Linked DNA regions of Homo sapiens: region 1 is linked to region 2. A link is a loop called in an ENCODE intact Hi-C map of the cell type or tissue named here. Cell type or tissue: A673. All regions are shown on one strand. Each heading gives the region's core, and the rest is flanking DNA. Links, peaks and the distances in the headings are about the cores only. Region 1 has its middle 31 kb from the start of ANXA1. Region 2 has its middle 24 kb from the start of LINC01504.

Region 1 (7,322 bases), core at 1,680-4,179, 900 kb before region 2:
GTAGGGTCAGTCTAGTGGTGATGAATTCCCTCAGGGTTTGCTTGTCTGGAAAAGATTTTATTTGTCTTTCATTTTTGAAGGACAGCTTTTTTGGGTGTAGTATTCTTGGTCATTGGGGTTTGGGGTTTTTAATACTTTGAATATATCATCCCATTCTCTTCTGGCCTGTAAGATTTATGCAAGAAGTTTGCTGTTAATCTGATGAGAATTCCCTTACATGTAACTTGGTATTTTTTCTGTTTTTAGAATCTATTTCTGTCTTCTTTTGAGAGTTTGACAATAATATGCCTAGGAGAATATCTTTTTGAGTTGAATCTATTTGGTTATCTTTGAATATCCTGTACCTGAATATCTACATATCCTGTAAGACTTGGAAAGTTTTCATCTATTTTTTGCTAAATAGTTTTTAAATGTCCTCGGCTATCTCTTCTTCTAGAAATTCCAAACTTCAAATATCTGATTACTTTATGGTGTCCCATATGTGACATAGGCTTTCATTCTTTTTATTATTTATTTATGGGTTTTACTGGGTTATTTCAAATGACCTGTCTTCACGTTCAGAAATTCTTCCTTCTGCTTGATCTAGTCTATTGTTGTGGCTCTTGATTGTATTTCTTATTTCTTAGCTTGGACTCTTCAGTTCCAGGATTTCTATTTATTTCTCTTTAATATCTATCTTTTTGTTGAATTTCTCTTTCAGAATATATATGTATTTTTCTGATCACTCTGTATTGTTTATCTGTATTCTCTTATATCTCTTTGAGTTTTTGAGTTTCTTTAATATCATTATTTTGAATTCTTTCTCAGGTATTTTATGTGTGTGTGTGTGTGTGTGTGTGTGTAAATTGTTGGTATCTGTTACTAGAGAATTATTGTATTCCTATTGGAGTGTAATGTTTCCTTGTTTTATCATGCTTCTTTGTGTCATTGATATCTGTGTATCTGATCTAACTGTCACGTCTTCCAACTTTATTGATTGGCTTTTATTTTTTTTAAATAGAAGTATCTATAGTGTTGGTTGAGTAAGGTGTTTTGGCTCTGATTCTGGTGAATGCAGTAGTGTAGTCTCTGATTTCTTTGGCTATAATCAGTGTTAGTGGTGTCTGTGAGTTTCTCAGTGACTTAGGCTACAGCTGCAAGTGGATGCTTTGGTGAGCCTTTACTGGGGATGGAGACACCAGGTGAGGCAGTCCTCAGGCACCAGTGGTGGCAACAGCTGGCGGGGGGGGGGGCTGGTTCTTGGGACTTCAGGCAGTATACATGGGTGTTGGTGGTAGTGGGTCGAGGAGGGCCAGTCCTCAGGCTTCCAGGCAGTTTTCTTAGTAGTGGCGGTGGGCTGGGCAGGTGGGTAGGTCCCTGGGTCCTCAGGTAGTGTGTGTGGGGTTGGCAGTGGGCAGAAAGGGTCTTTCCTCAGGATCCTTAAGGTGTACATGGGTGCTGGCAATGGCAGTGTATTAGTCTGTTCTCATGCTGCTAATAAAGACATACCCAAGACTGGGTAATTTATAATAAAGAGGCTTAATTGACTCACAATTCCACGTGGCTGGAGAGGTCTCACAATCATGGTGGAAGGTGAAGGAGGAACAAAGTCACGTCTTACATGGCAGCAGGCAAAAAGAGCATGTGTGGGGAACTTCCCTTTATAAAACCATCAGATCTTGTGAGACGTACTCACTGTCATGAGAACAGCATGGGAAAGACTCTTCCACATGACTCAATTACCTCCCACCTGGATCCCTCCCATGCCACATGGGAATTATGGGAGCTACAATTCAAGATGAGATTTGGGTGAGGACACAGCCAAACCATATCAAGTGGGCAGGTTGATCTGTCCCCAGGCCCCAGAATGATGTGTGTTGGCACTGGTGGTGGTGCTGATGGTGGCAGTGGGCATCATGTGTCTTTCCTCAGGCCCCAGAACCAGTCTTTAGGTCCTCTGAAGGCATATGCAGTTGCAAAGTATTCTTGCCACTGAAGGGGATAGTTGCTGTCAGTGGCAGTGGCAGCCATCTCTCAGGCTCTGAGGAGTGCACACTTCTGATCTCTTTGTCCTGGGGCAGCCTCCCTAGTGTGCCTCACCACACATTCCTTGGGGTGTAGGACACTGTGTTGGCTAAAATGCTGGAAACCCTGTCTCACTGCCTGGTCTAACCAGCATTGTGCTGCTGCAGCCCTCTAGGTGAATGCGGAGGGATGTCAATGGTTCTCCAGGGATGTGGGGATGTATGGGACTGTTGGGCCTGAGGGAAGAAATGCAGTCTAGTGGGATCTGAGTTCTCAAACTGATGCCATGGTGCCAACTTCTTGGGTCTCAGTGGGTGAGTGTGACTCAGCATTAATTCCCTCTTTGGAGTAATGCCATTGTGTGGACTCCAGATGAATTCCAGTCTTCTCTTTTAGATGTTCTATTCGATGGATGTGCAGTTATGTACTGCATTGGTTGTTCTTTGTGGAGGGGACGAGTGCCAGGCACCTTTATTCAGCCATATTGAAGCCCCTCCCATCCATTAATACTATGCAAGGTAAATCCAAATTATCTTTCTGGTGCTTTATTTCAAATAAATATTATAAATATATTATATAAAATCATTCTATATTTCCACAGTGTATATATGTGTGTGTGTGTATATATACTATATATATACACATATATATAATATATACTTCTTACCCATTGTTGACAATTTTAGTTATTTTATATTCTTTAAATTTTTTCCCCAATATTTTTCATGCCTAGGGCTTATGGGTCCTAGGTTAGATTTCAGACCTTGTGAAGCAACAGAACATGCTTTTACATTTTACTTTTACATTTTGTAATACAGTACTTTTTCATTTTTTAATTATTTGTATACACTTAGAAGGAAGTTTTAAAACATTACCACTAGATGGCAGAAAAGATCAAAAGTTGGATGAAACCAGAGGCAAACATTTTCATGAGTGATCATTTAAAATAAATATTTTTATCTTTTATTATAAATTGACAATTTATGATTATATAAATTTATGGAGTACAAAGTGATGTTATGGTTTATGAATACAATGTGGTATAGTTAAATTAAGCTAATTTATATATCCATTACCTCAAACAATATTTTTTTGTGGTGAGAACATTTGCAATTTAAATTTTAAAATGTACAATTCTGTATTATTAACTACATTTCTCATTCTATGTCATAAAACTCAAAAGAATTTTTTCTCTTTTCTGAGATGTTGTACCATCTGACCATCATCTTCCCATTCCTCCCACTCACTGGTCTCTGTAACCACCATTCTGCTCTCTGCTTCTGTGAGTTAAATTGTTTTGGACTCCACATGTAAGTTAGAACATGTGGTATTTGTCTTTGTTTCTGGCTTATTTCACTTAGCATAGTGTTCTCCAATTTCATCTATGTTGCCACACATGAGAAAATATCCTTCTTTTTTAAGGTTGAATATGCACTTGATTGTGCATATGTACCACATTTTCTTTATCCACCCACCTGTGCCTGGTCACTGAGGTTGATTAAAAAACTTGGCTATTGTGAACAGTGCTGCAATGAACATAGGAGTGTAGACATCTCTTTAACAAACTGACTTCAATTTTTGGGGGTGCATACCCAAAAGTGAAATTTTCGGATGATATGGTAATTCTTGTTTTTGAGGAACCTCCACCAGTTTTTTACAATACCTTTATTAATTTAAATTTCCATCAACAGTGTACAAGAGTTGAAATTGTACATTTAAAATAATTATAAATTATATTGCCAAATACTATAGCTAATGCATATCAAAAAATATGCTGACATACTTGGGAAATCTATGGAAATACTGAAGCCAACAGATTAAAAATTTCAGCCTAGTAACGCTATGCCTGTTTGTATCACAGTTGTGTCTTTTACAGCTCCCTAGAGAAAAACTTACAAGCTTTCTACAGGATATGAGAATCATGTTGAAAATATTATAGTTCATTTCTGTTCTTTCTGTCAGAAAATATGTTCTCCAAAAAGTGCAATAGATAAATTTCTTTATTTAGTATTCTAGCATTCTTTATTCCAACACTTTCCTCATTTTTCTAGAATAATTGGCTAATATCAAACATTATTAAGACAGTACGTCATCATTCTATAGTAAATATATTTACTAGCCAAGTTTTTCTATTTAAAATAATTTCATGGTTCTTAATTTTTATGCCACCATTTTATTGGAGAAAGGTTATACTGTTCTTCACTGTCAAATATGAGTAGTTATGATAGGATATTTTAGTTATCAAGGCTTTGCACTCTGAACAACACCATTTAGGCCCTTTAATCAAAACTCAAAGGATACTTTTAACGTCCACATAGACATACTCACCTCCTACCACAGAAGTAGGATAGTTTGGTGAAGAACCCAGTGAATCAGAAATTCCTCCTCTCAGCTCTGTTTTGATGTTATTTTTCACTAAACAGCCCTCATGATGATTTACCCATTATTTCACTGAAGAGGGTAATGCTGTCCTTAGCTTACGGTGGCAGCAGAAGCCATGGACATATATTAGATCAGATGCTATTTATTTTTGTTTTTATTTTTTGCAGATGGAAAATTCTTAAATGTTTTAAATGAAGGCTGAAGAGAACCAGTAAAGAAAGATTTAAAGTATGAAGGAGCAATAATATGCCCCCACCAATGTCTTTTCCTACTAAACTCATCAAAACAAGTCACAGAGAAACAATGGGCAAAATGTATTCACTTTTTAAAAATCTTCACTTAATACATGGTTTTGTTGCAGTGTTCTTTTATATAGGAAGTCAAATTTGTAACTTTTAAAAATAAATGAGATTTTTGTTTATTTGTTGTCTCGAAAACGTTTACAAAACTCACTGAAAGCATAAACAAAGATTTTTTTTGTACATTTAAAATAATTTTAGAAAAACTATCACATATGACTAGGACATACATTTACTATGAATCACAGCTTATATGTACAGCAAATGTACAATCCTTTTAATTTGTCTTCAGTTAATCTGACCTTTCTAATCTCCCTAGTTTTCATACACTAGAAATAAAAATAACTTTGTGTCTTACCTTATTTAAGATCTGATGATGACTGTCCTTCTTGGAATAATAGCAGTCTCTCACATCCCAGTTAACCAAATACAGACTTTGGCCTCCAATATCAAGGATCCCCCAAGTGGAGAAGAGATGTTAACAAGCAAACAGTGGAGTCAGAAGACACTGGGCCAGAGATGTCAACCCTTAAACTCTACAATGATATCCGTCCCCCTGTACACACTTCCCAGCCAGGGAAGGAAGAGGTGGAAGAGAAATTGAAAACTAAGCTTTATTTTTCTAAACAGATGAAATTGAAAACTAAGCTTTGTTTTACTAAACAAATTGAGAAATAATAAAAGGTAAATTAACAGAGCTGACATGGTGGCGCATACCTGTAACTCCAGCTATTCAGGAGCCTGAGATGGGAAGATCACTTGGACCCAGGAGTTTGAGACCAGCCTGGGCAACATAGTGAGTCCCCATCTCTACCAAAAAAATTAGAAATTAGCTGGGCATGGTGGTGCATGCCTGTAGTTCCAAATACTCAGGAGGTTAAGGTGGAAGGATTGCTTGAGCCCAGGAGTTTGAGGCTGCAGTGAGTTATGATTGTGCCACTGCCGTCCAGCCTGGGTGACAGAGCAAGACCCAATCTTAAATATGTAAATAAATAAGTAGTACATTATCAGATCAGACTAAAAGTCATACCAGATGGCAATAAAAGTTAATGTCTCCCCTCCTTGAGTGTGAGTATTCATTAAGGAGAATAGATTATTTTTAAGCAAAAAAAGAAACTATATTCAAGGCCATCTTCATGGATGTACAATCTGCACAAGCTCACAGGGTCCTATGCTCAGAACAGCCCCATATTTGATTTAATAATCTACTCTCATCTTCTTGAAATTAGTAATTTTTTGATAGGGGCCCCCTTATTTTTATTTTGCATTGTCCCCACAAGTTATGTAGCCATGCTTGACTATATTTTCTTGTTTATTTTTCTTGCTTTTTTCAAATTATGATGTGAGTTCAACTTGTTATCCCACTAAACACAAGCCAAAACCTTGTATTATTTCTCCCTCCCTTTCTTCTTTCTTTTTCTCTTGAGAATTAACATACAATTTAGTTTTCTCTATGTAGACAGATTTTGTGTGTGCTTCTTTGACACTTTTCTTCTATAGTAATACATTTAGAAAGACTAATCTAAAAGAAAGATACATAGATGATAGATAAAACAGGATAAAGATAGTTAAAGTATAAAGTTGAGGCATTTGAAATCAACAGCTGGTTTGCATTCTGCCAACATGGAGTTTCCAACAGTCACAATCTCCATGAAAATGGAATGACAATAATCATTTCCAGTTAGACCCCAGAGACTAAAAGTGTATTTCCATTAGTCTAGCCAAAACCAGTCTGCTCTCCAGATGGGCTGTTCGGTTGATGACTCAGCTTGGGGATAAACCTGAGTTTTTTATAGACTCCATAGCTGGGTCCTAAAAAAAAAAAGTAAAATTATTAATATGCAGATATATGAATGACATTTTCATTTCCTTTCTTTTCTCTCATATCAATTTTTTGCATTCTACTCTGCTCTTTTTCACAGACACATTCTTTACTCCCACATTGGAGTCATTTGTAGTTCCGTTATGCAGAAAAGAACAGCCTATAAATAAACTTTCTACTACTTAAAAGATTAACTTTTTTATTATACTTTAAGTTCTAGGGTACATGTGCACAACGTGCAGGTTTGTTACATATGTAAACTTTAATCTGCAGTGAGACAAGAATATAATAAATATAACCCATAACTTAGTTTACTACATGTGAAAAATCTCATTACATTTTTCTTTCCAATAGCTGGAAATGATCTAATGTTTCAAATAATATAGGATATTTCATAATGCATTATCTTGTTAAAGGAAAGTTTCTTGGTTGGAAATGCATTATAAGCTTCTTACAGTAGCAGCAGCTACTGTGTATTAATATTTACAGAGTGCTTTCTGTGTGCTAGATGTGGACTATCTAATTTAGTTTTGATCATGACCATCAATATCCTGATTTTACGTATGAGCAACCTGAGTTACATAACTTGGCCAAGCTCCACAGCCAGTGAGGAGTCGGGCTGGGATTTGAATCACATAGCCTAATTCTGAGTTAGGGTTGTGAGGACACTGAACTCCTCTGAGTCAGTCTTCAGGGTCAAAAAAGTAAGCAATGATAATAATTGTAAGAAGGCACGTTGTTTACACATCAAAGTCAAAGGATTTAGCAGGTGGGTCACTTGACTATTGAGTCAACCTCCCACATCTTTACCATTG
Region 2 (7,322 bases), core at 2,335-4,834:
TGAGATGGGAGGATCACTTGAGCCCAGGAGTTTAAGGCTGCAGTGAGCTATGATCATGCCACTGCACTCCAGCCTGGGTGACAGAGAGAGACTCTATCTCTAAAATAAAACAAAATAGGCAAAGGATTTCAACATAAATTTCTCTGAAAAAATGATAAGCAAATGGCCAATAAGTACATGAAAAGATGCTCAATATCATTGGTCATTAAAGAAATACAAATCAAAACCACCAAGAGATACCACTTCACATCCCTAGGATGACTATAATTAAAAAAAAAAAAAAGCCCAGTGGCTCATGTCTGTAATCCCAGCACTTTTGGGAGGCTGAGCCAGGCAGATCACCTGGCGTTAACAGTGACCTTGAGCAGCATTGGTAGTGGTTTTGGCAGCATCGCTGGGAGTGCAGCCTTCTGAATTTCTGCTCAGCAGAACCAGCAGGTCCCACAGCAGCAGCAGTCCCATCTCTAGCAGTTGAACACCAAGTGTGGGGTTATGAGCTCCAGCTCACAGCTTCATCATCACTTTCCTTCTTTTGCTCCTTCAGCCTTTTCCCTTTGGAGCCAATGTGCTGCATTAAGTCCCTCTCTCTTGACATCTCTACAGCAGTGTCTATTTTTCTGACCAGACACTCTACAATACACTTCCTTTTTAAACTATAAGTTTCAGCCTAAAGCAGGACCAGATGACATCTGGGGAAAAGCAAAGTTAAATCAAGTTCAACATTTTAATTTGTTTTGGAGTAGATATTCTAATTTATGAATTAACTATGTTTGCCTTGTAAAGTGACAGTAGGTCTCGATGTTGTGTAAGAGTGAGCTGTTAAGTCATGGGCCTACCAAGGGCTAGGAAAATCACCTTTATGGAATAATTTTACAGGAATAGTGGGAGGCTACTTTAAAATTGTGTTTTGATTGTGTCATGAGCCATGCTTTTGTAACATACTGTTTATATATGTAGACATGTGTGTTGAAGAAGTGGTCTGTCTTAATGATCAAAGTGAGAGAGCAGAGTCTAAGAGTGTGTAGTCACCAGGCTCTAAGATGGCCCCCAATGGCCTCTTTGTATTCATGAGCTTGTAAAATGCCCTCCCATATTGAATAGGGCTGACTTGTGTAATTGATAGGATATTCTGGGGGGAAAAATACACTGCAGCTTCTGCCTTGCTCTCTTGTGGATCCCTGGCTCTGAAGAAGGTCAGCTGCCTCATCATGAAGACTTTCAAGTAGGTTACGGAGATGTCCATTTGATAACAAAGTGAGGCCTCCTGCCAATCGTCATGTGAGTGAGATCCTCCAGCTTCTGTAGAGACAATGACAGCCCTGGCAAACATCTTAAAGAGATCTCGAACCAAAATCACCCAGCTAAGTTCCCCTTGGATTCCCGATCCACAGATAGTATGTGAGATAATAAATGATTATTGTTTTAGGTCTCTGAATTTTGAGCTAATTTGTTATGCAGCAGTAGCTAACTAATACAGGATAAGAGAAGAGAGGCATTGGCTCTAGGTATAGGAGACAGAGCAGAGCACACAAGGATTAGGTCCTGGCCCTGCCACATGGTGGCTATTGATCCGATTCACATCTATACAAACTGGTAAATTGAGTGTACCTGGTGAGCCCTATGGGATAGCCTGCTGTAAGTGATAATGTCAAGGGAGACCTTGATGCACTCTAGACAAGTAGAGAGGTGGATCAAGCTTATATCGGAGACTATCTTCAGAGTCCTTCTGCTACTTTGTAACTCCTCCCTGACTCCCAAGAGACATTTCGACTTACCCTCTCCTGGTGTACTGCTGCTCCTCCTTTCTTTATCTAGCTTGATAAACCACTTCACATCAACACACTCTGAGAGTTGGCTGTGAGCAAGGCCCTCAAAGATCAACAAACCACTATTCCTCTCCTGAAAGAGCCTTCCATTTATAGACTACTTTGTGTTGGGAATATATTGCATTTGCCTCTAAACTCAAAGTTAGAGGTTAATTGCAGTCTCTTTCAGCGGGACCTGAGATTCTGCATCTCCAGGAAGCTCCCAGGTGATGTTGCTCCTCCTGGTCCTGAGACCACACTATGAGTACAAGGAACTAAGGGACTCTGCAGGTGTAGGAATAAAAGATAGAACAGGGTACCCAACAAATGCATGCACTCTCAGGATGAAGGGAATTCAGTGACTCAAATCAAACTGCGTGTATAGATTCTGGTTCAACTTAGGTCCAAGATTTGTCACAGCCACCATGAATAAAACCTGCAGCATGACTTGGTCTTGTGTGTCCCTTGCCTGGGAGGCTTTCACAGAGAAATAGGTAGGATAACAAGGGGGCAAAAAAAGTTCCATTTTGTTCAGTGCATAGATCAAATATTCCAGGTTGGAAAGGACTTTCAAAGTCTTCTTCAGTCACCTAACCTGTGGTTGAATCACCCCCATGTCATCCCTACCAAGTCATTGTTCAAGCTGTGTTCAGATACTTGCAGTGATGATAAACTCACCCTTCCCAAGACAGTCCATTTCTTGTTTGGGCAGCTGTGATTGCAGAAAATTCTGTAGAACAAATAACATTGTTTTGTCTCCAAGTTACCAATGACTTTCTGAATGTTACCTTTAGAGTCATTTAAAACACATTTGTAGGCCTTTATATATTGAAAGATGGCTCCCTAATCTGTATCAAATTTTCCTTTCTACAGGTTAAATATCACCAGTTTCTTTACCTGATGCTGCTTTGTCATGCAGCTTGGTCTCAGATGATTCTTAGATGGTCCCAATGAACATATTCCAGTGTTTTCATTGGAAAGAAGAGACTCTAGATGAAGCGGGGATACAAGCAAAATTTAAAGGCAATTTTCTAGCCATAATGAGAGATATGTGTTTAAAATTCAGGATACTGAGTTCTAGAGGGTTCTAGCCACATTGGGTGAGGGCCATGCTTACTCTACACTCCCACGAAGTATACTTAGCTTTAGGCTCCTTTTACCTGAAATATGTAGGCCCAGGTGACCTCTTCTCTCAGGTAACTGTTTCTCAAAACCATGTCCTCAGAACACCTGGATTAGAATCACCTGGGGTCCTCTTAGAAATGCTGATTCATGAGTCTCACCTTAGTCCTATGAAATCAACAGCTTTTGTGGTAGGGACAGCGGAAGCTACTTTATTTTTTCTTGAGACAGAGGCTCGCTCTGTCCCCCAGGCTGGCGTGCAGTGGCGAGATCTCGGCTCATTGCAAGCTCCACTTCCCAGGTTCCGTCATTCTCCTGCCTCAGCCTCCCCAGTAGCTGGGACTACAGACGCCCGCCACCACGCCCGGCTAATTTTTTGTATTTTTAGTAGAGACGGGGTTTCACCGTGTTAGCCAGGATGGTCTGGATCTCCTGACCTTGTGATCTGCCCGCCTCGGCCTCCCAAAGTGCTGGGATTACAGGCAAGAGCCACGCGCCCGGCCAGAAGTTACATTTAAACAAACTGCCCAGGTGGTTCTGCTGAATATGAAGGGGGAGAACCATGGTTCTAGCCTGTACTCTCGGATCTCTGCTTGTCTTGCTCTTTATTGCACCAACTGAATGGGAATAATAGGAAAGCTCAACAAAGAAAAATGTCAACTGCTTCAGGAATTCTAAGAGGGAGAGCGAGGAACAGAAAAAGAAGGAGAACAAAAAGGAGGAGGAAAAGAAAAACTTTCATTCCTTTTCTTATAACCCAAGATCCCCCTTCCCTAATGTTGTAGCTCCTGCAGGTACTTAAAATTTGGCCTCAGCTGCAGCAGCCTGCGGGTGTTGGCGTAAAGGACCTCGCGCTCCCTCTAGAGGCCGACAGTAATAAGGGCAGGGAGAACTGAAGGGTAGTTGAAAGTGAGGTGAAAAGAGACGCTTGTTAACTAACTCCCTTGGCATCATTCACTCTACAGTCTTCTAGCACATCAGTTCTCAAAGTGTGGCCTGGGGAACCCAAAGAAGGGTCCACAAAGTCAAAACTATTTTCATGATAATATAAAAATTTGCCTTTTTTATTCTCATTATGAATATAGAGATTTCCAGAGGCCACATGACATGCTGCACTCCCAACAGATGGAATATAGAAGCAGATATGAGAATCCAAGCTTTTTTTTTATTAAACCAGGCATTAAAGTTATTTAAAAACAATGTAGCTGAGCGCGGTGGCTCATGCCTGTAATCCCAGCACTTTGGGAGGCCAAGGAGGGTGGATCATTTGAGGTCAGGAGTTCGAGACCAGCCTGACCACATGGTGAAACCCCGTCTCTACTAAAAACACACAAAAAATTAGCCGTGCATGGTAGTGCATGCCTGTAGTTCCAGCTACTCAGGAGGCTGAGGCAGGAGAATAGCTTGAACCTGGGAGGTGGAGGTTGCAGTGAGCCAAGATCACACCACTACACTCCAGCCTGGGTGACAGAGTAAGACTCTGTCACAAAAAATAAATAAATAAATAAAAAATAACAGAAAAAAAAGCTGCTGTTCTAGTTTTTTGAAAATATAGCTATTTCTCATTTTTAAAAAATGTTATTTATATTAACATATAATAGGTTTGTTATTACTTTTAAGTGAATGAATTAAACTTTTTGTTTTAACTTCTAATACAGTAAATATCTAAATATAATCGACATGAACAAAAACTCTGGGCTCCTCAATAATTTATTTTTTTGAGACGGAGTCTCTGTCGCCCAGGCTGGAGTGCAGTGGTGTGATCTTGGCTCACTGCAAGCTCCACCTCCCGGGTTCACGCCATTCTCCTGCCTCAGCCTCCCAAGTAGCTGGGACTATAGGCGCCTGCCACCACACCTGGCTAATTTCTTTGTATTTTTAGTAGAGATGGGGTTTCACCATGTTAGTCAGGATGGTCTCGATCTTCTGACCTTATGATTCACCCGCCTCAGCCTCCCAAAGTGCTGGGATTACAGGCGTGAGCCACCGCACCCGGCTCCTCAATAATTTTTAAGAGAGGTGAGGGGTTCTAAGTTTAAAAAGTCTGAGAATCACTGTCTTCAAACTTGGCTGCCCATTGGAATCAACATAGGAAGCTTGAAAAAAATACTGGTGCCTGGATTCCACGCCCAGAGATCCCTATATAATTGTTCTGGTGTTTAGCCAGGGTATTGAGAAGTTTTTAAGCTCTCAGGTGGTTCTAATGAGCAGCCAAGGCTAAGAACCACAGCGCTCGTCTAAGGATATTATGGATGTCAAAACAAACACGGCCATGGCTAAGGATGGAGAAAGCAAATATGGTCCATAACAGCAAATACAGACAGAAGAGCAGGAAAGAGTGGACTATCATGTTACCCCAAAAGTACAACAGGACAAAGGAGATATTTTGTAGCTCTAGTAATCAGACAAAAAGTTTTTCTCCTGCCAAGGATGTTGGATTTATTCATACACCACTGCTTCACCAGCTGGGGAAAAGGAAACTAGGTTAAAATGCCACCTAGGTGAGGATTTGAGCAGTTTGGGAGACATAAAGTAATAAAATCTGTCCACACAGCCAGACCTCAAACATAGGAATCAAACCAAAGAAATATGCAGAATGCTCTTCTGGTTCCAAAGAGTCCTGGTGAAAGCTAGGGGTGTGGGTTAGGGAGGGAGATTCAGACCCATCAGGAAACCCACCAGGGTGTGAGGGACACAGGTGAATTTTTATAGCCTCCAGCCTCTCTCAGAGGATCAATTCTTAGCATGACAAGCAGGTGCCAGGGGTGGAGGAAGTAGAGCTAAGTCCTTGGGCTTCAACTGGGTCCAGAGCTACGAAAGTGAAAGGGGTGATGATCAGACAACAGCTTTCAAACTGAAAGAGCTATCAAGCTTTCAGATAACCTGCTGCCCTTCAAAAACTTAAATGTTGCATTAGGATTTTCTACTCAGATGTTACGCCCAGATTAGGCTTTGAAACTAAACATTCAATTCAGTTAAACAATCAGCTGTACACTAATTTACAATCATGGCAGCTACTATGAAGATGGTCTGTCTCTGGGTGGAAAGAAGATAAAAGAAAAGAGAAGCTCATAACAATAGTGATAACTAATATTTATTGAGTATTTACTATACCAGGTAATGTATTAAGAACTTTATATGCAGTCTGGGCACAGTGGCTCATGCCTGTAATCCCAGCACTTTGGGAGGCCGAGGCGGGAGGATCATGAGCTCAGGAGATAGAGACTATACTGGTCAACATGGGGAAACCCCGTCTCTACTAAAAATACAAAAATTAGCTAGGCGTGGTGTTGCGTGCCTGTAATCCCAGCTGAGGCAGGAGAATCGCTTGAACCTGGGAGGCAGAGGTTGCAGTGAGCCGAGATTGCACTGCTGCACTCCAGCCTGGTGACAGAGCGAGACACCATCTCAAAAAAAAAAAAAAAAGAACTTTATATGCGTTATCTCATTTAATCCTCTCAAGAACTTGGTGGCTAGGAAATTGAGGCTAGGTGGCAGCTTGCCTACAAGATGACCACAAAGAATCTTGTTTCCCTGGAATTCACACCTTCACATAGCCTCTTCCACATTGAATCAGGTCTGGTCTGTGTGATCAATGGTATATGAAAGAAGTGACAGTGTGTGACTTCCAAGGCCACATCATAAAATGCATTGTGTATTCCATTTTTATCTCTTGGATCACTTGTTTTGGAGGAAGCTGGCCGCTGTATTGCTAGGACAATCAAACAGCCCTGTGGAGAGGCTCATGTGGAGAGGAGCTGAGGCCTAAGGCCAAAAGCCAACATTAACTTGCTAGCCACATTAGTGAGTCACCTTAGAGAGGGATCCCCCAGCCTCAGACAAGCCTTCAGATGATCACAGCCCCTGCAAACATCTAACAGCTACCTATGAAAAACCTAGAGCCATAACTGCCCAGACAAGCTGCTCCCAAATTCCTGACCCACAAGAACTTTTTTCTTTTTCAGCGTTCCTGAGAGAACTGAGCCCACACTGCCCATGGCAGTAACCCTGATAATGTACCCTTCCTTATATTGATTTTCTCCTTCCCTGCTCATTCTTCCAGTTCCCTTTCTCCTGTTTCCTGGGATCGCCTCCCATGTTCTACACCTGAGTTCTTTTCTCAGGCTCTGTTTTTGGGGAGAACCCAAACTAACACAAACATCATGAGAAGTGTGCCTTTTTAACAGATTCAGATGATCTCCTGCTAAAAGCGTATTAAACAAGGAGTTTAAATTTAGAGAACGAGTTCATCCCTATAAGGTTTTGTTGTTGTTGCTGTTTTTCCTGGCTACCAAGAAAATAGATTTAGAGATTCCTGAAAACTTCACCCAAATTGATACGCATGACTCAGTTTGATTTCATCGGTGTTTGTTACAATTTTCTTTTTTCTTTTTC

The links. A loop is a pair of places that touch in the nucleus more often than their neighbours do. Peaks named below come from ENCODE experiments on the same cell type or tissue, not always from the same donor. Only the 100,000 strongest peaks of a DNase experiment are listed, where the experiment ranks them.
Region 1: a loop joins it to region 2, with 6 times the contacts of the local background. A loop is called at or near these places in 15 of 110 quality-filtered maps.

Annotation. Positions count from the first base shown.
Region 1 is chr9:73,179,673-73,186,994 of GRCh38, reverse strand. No RefSeq gene overlaps it. Among named protein-coding and RNA genes, the nearest start is that of ANXA1, 31 kb to the right of the region's middle. In A673, for the core only: a CTCF peak has its summit at 2,865 (motif pointing right); a DNase peak (open chromatin) is centred at 2,884; H3K27ac peaks cover 182 bases.
Region 2 is chr9:72,277,572-72,284,893 of GRCh38, reverse strand. No RefSeq gene overlaps it. Among named protein-coding and RNA genes, the nearest start is that of LINC01504, 24 kb to the left of the region's middle. In A673, for the core only: a CTCF peak has its summit at 3,790 (motif pointing left); a DNase peak (open chromatin) is centred at 3,773.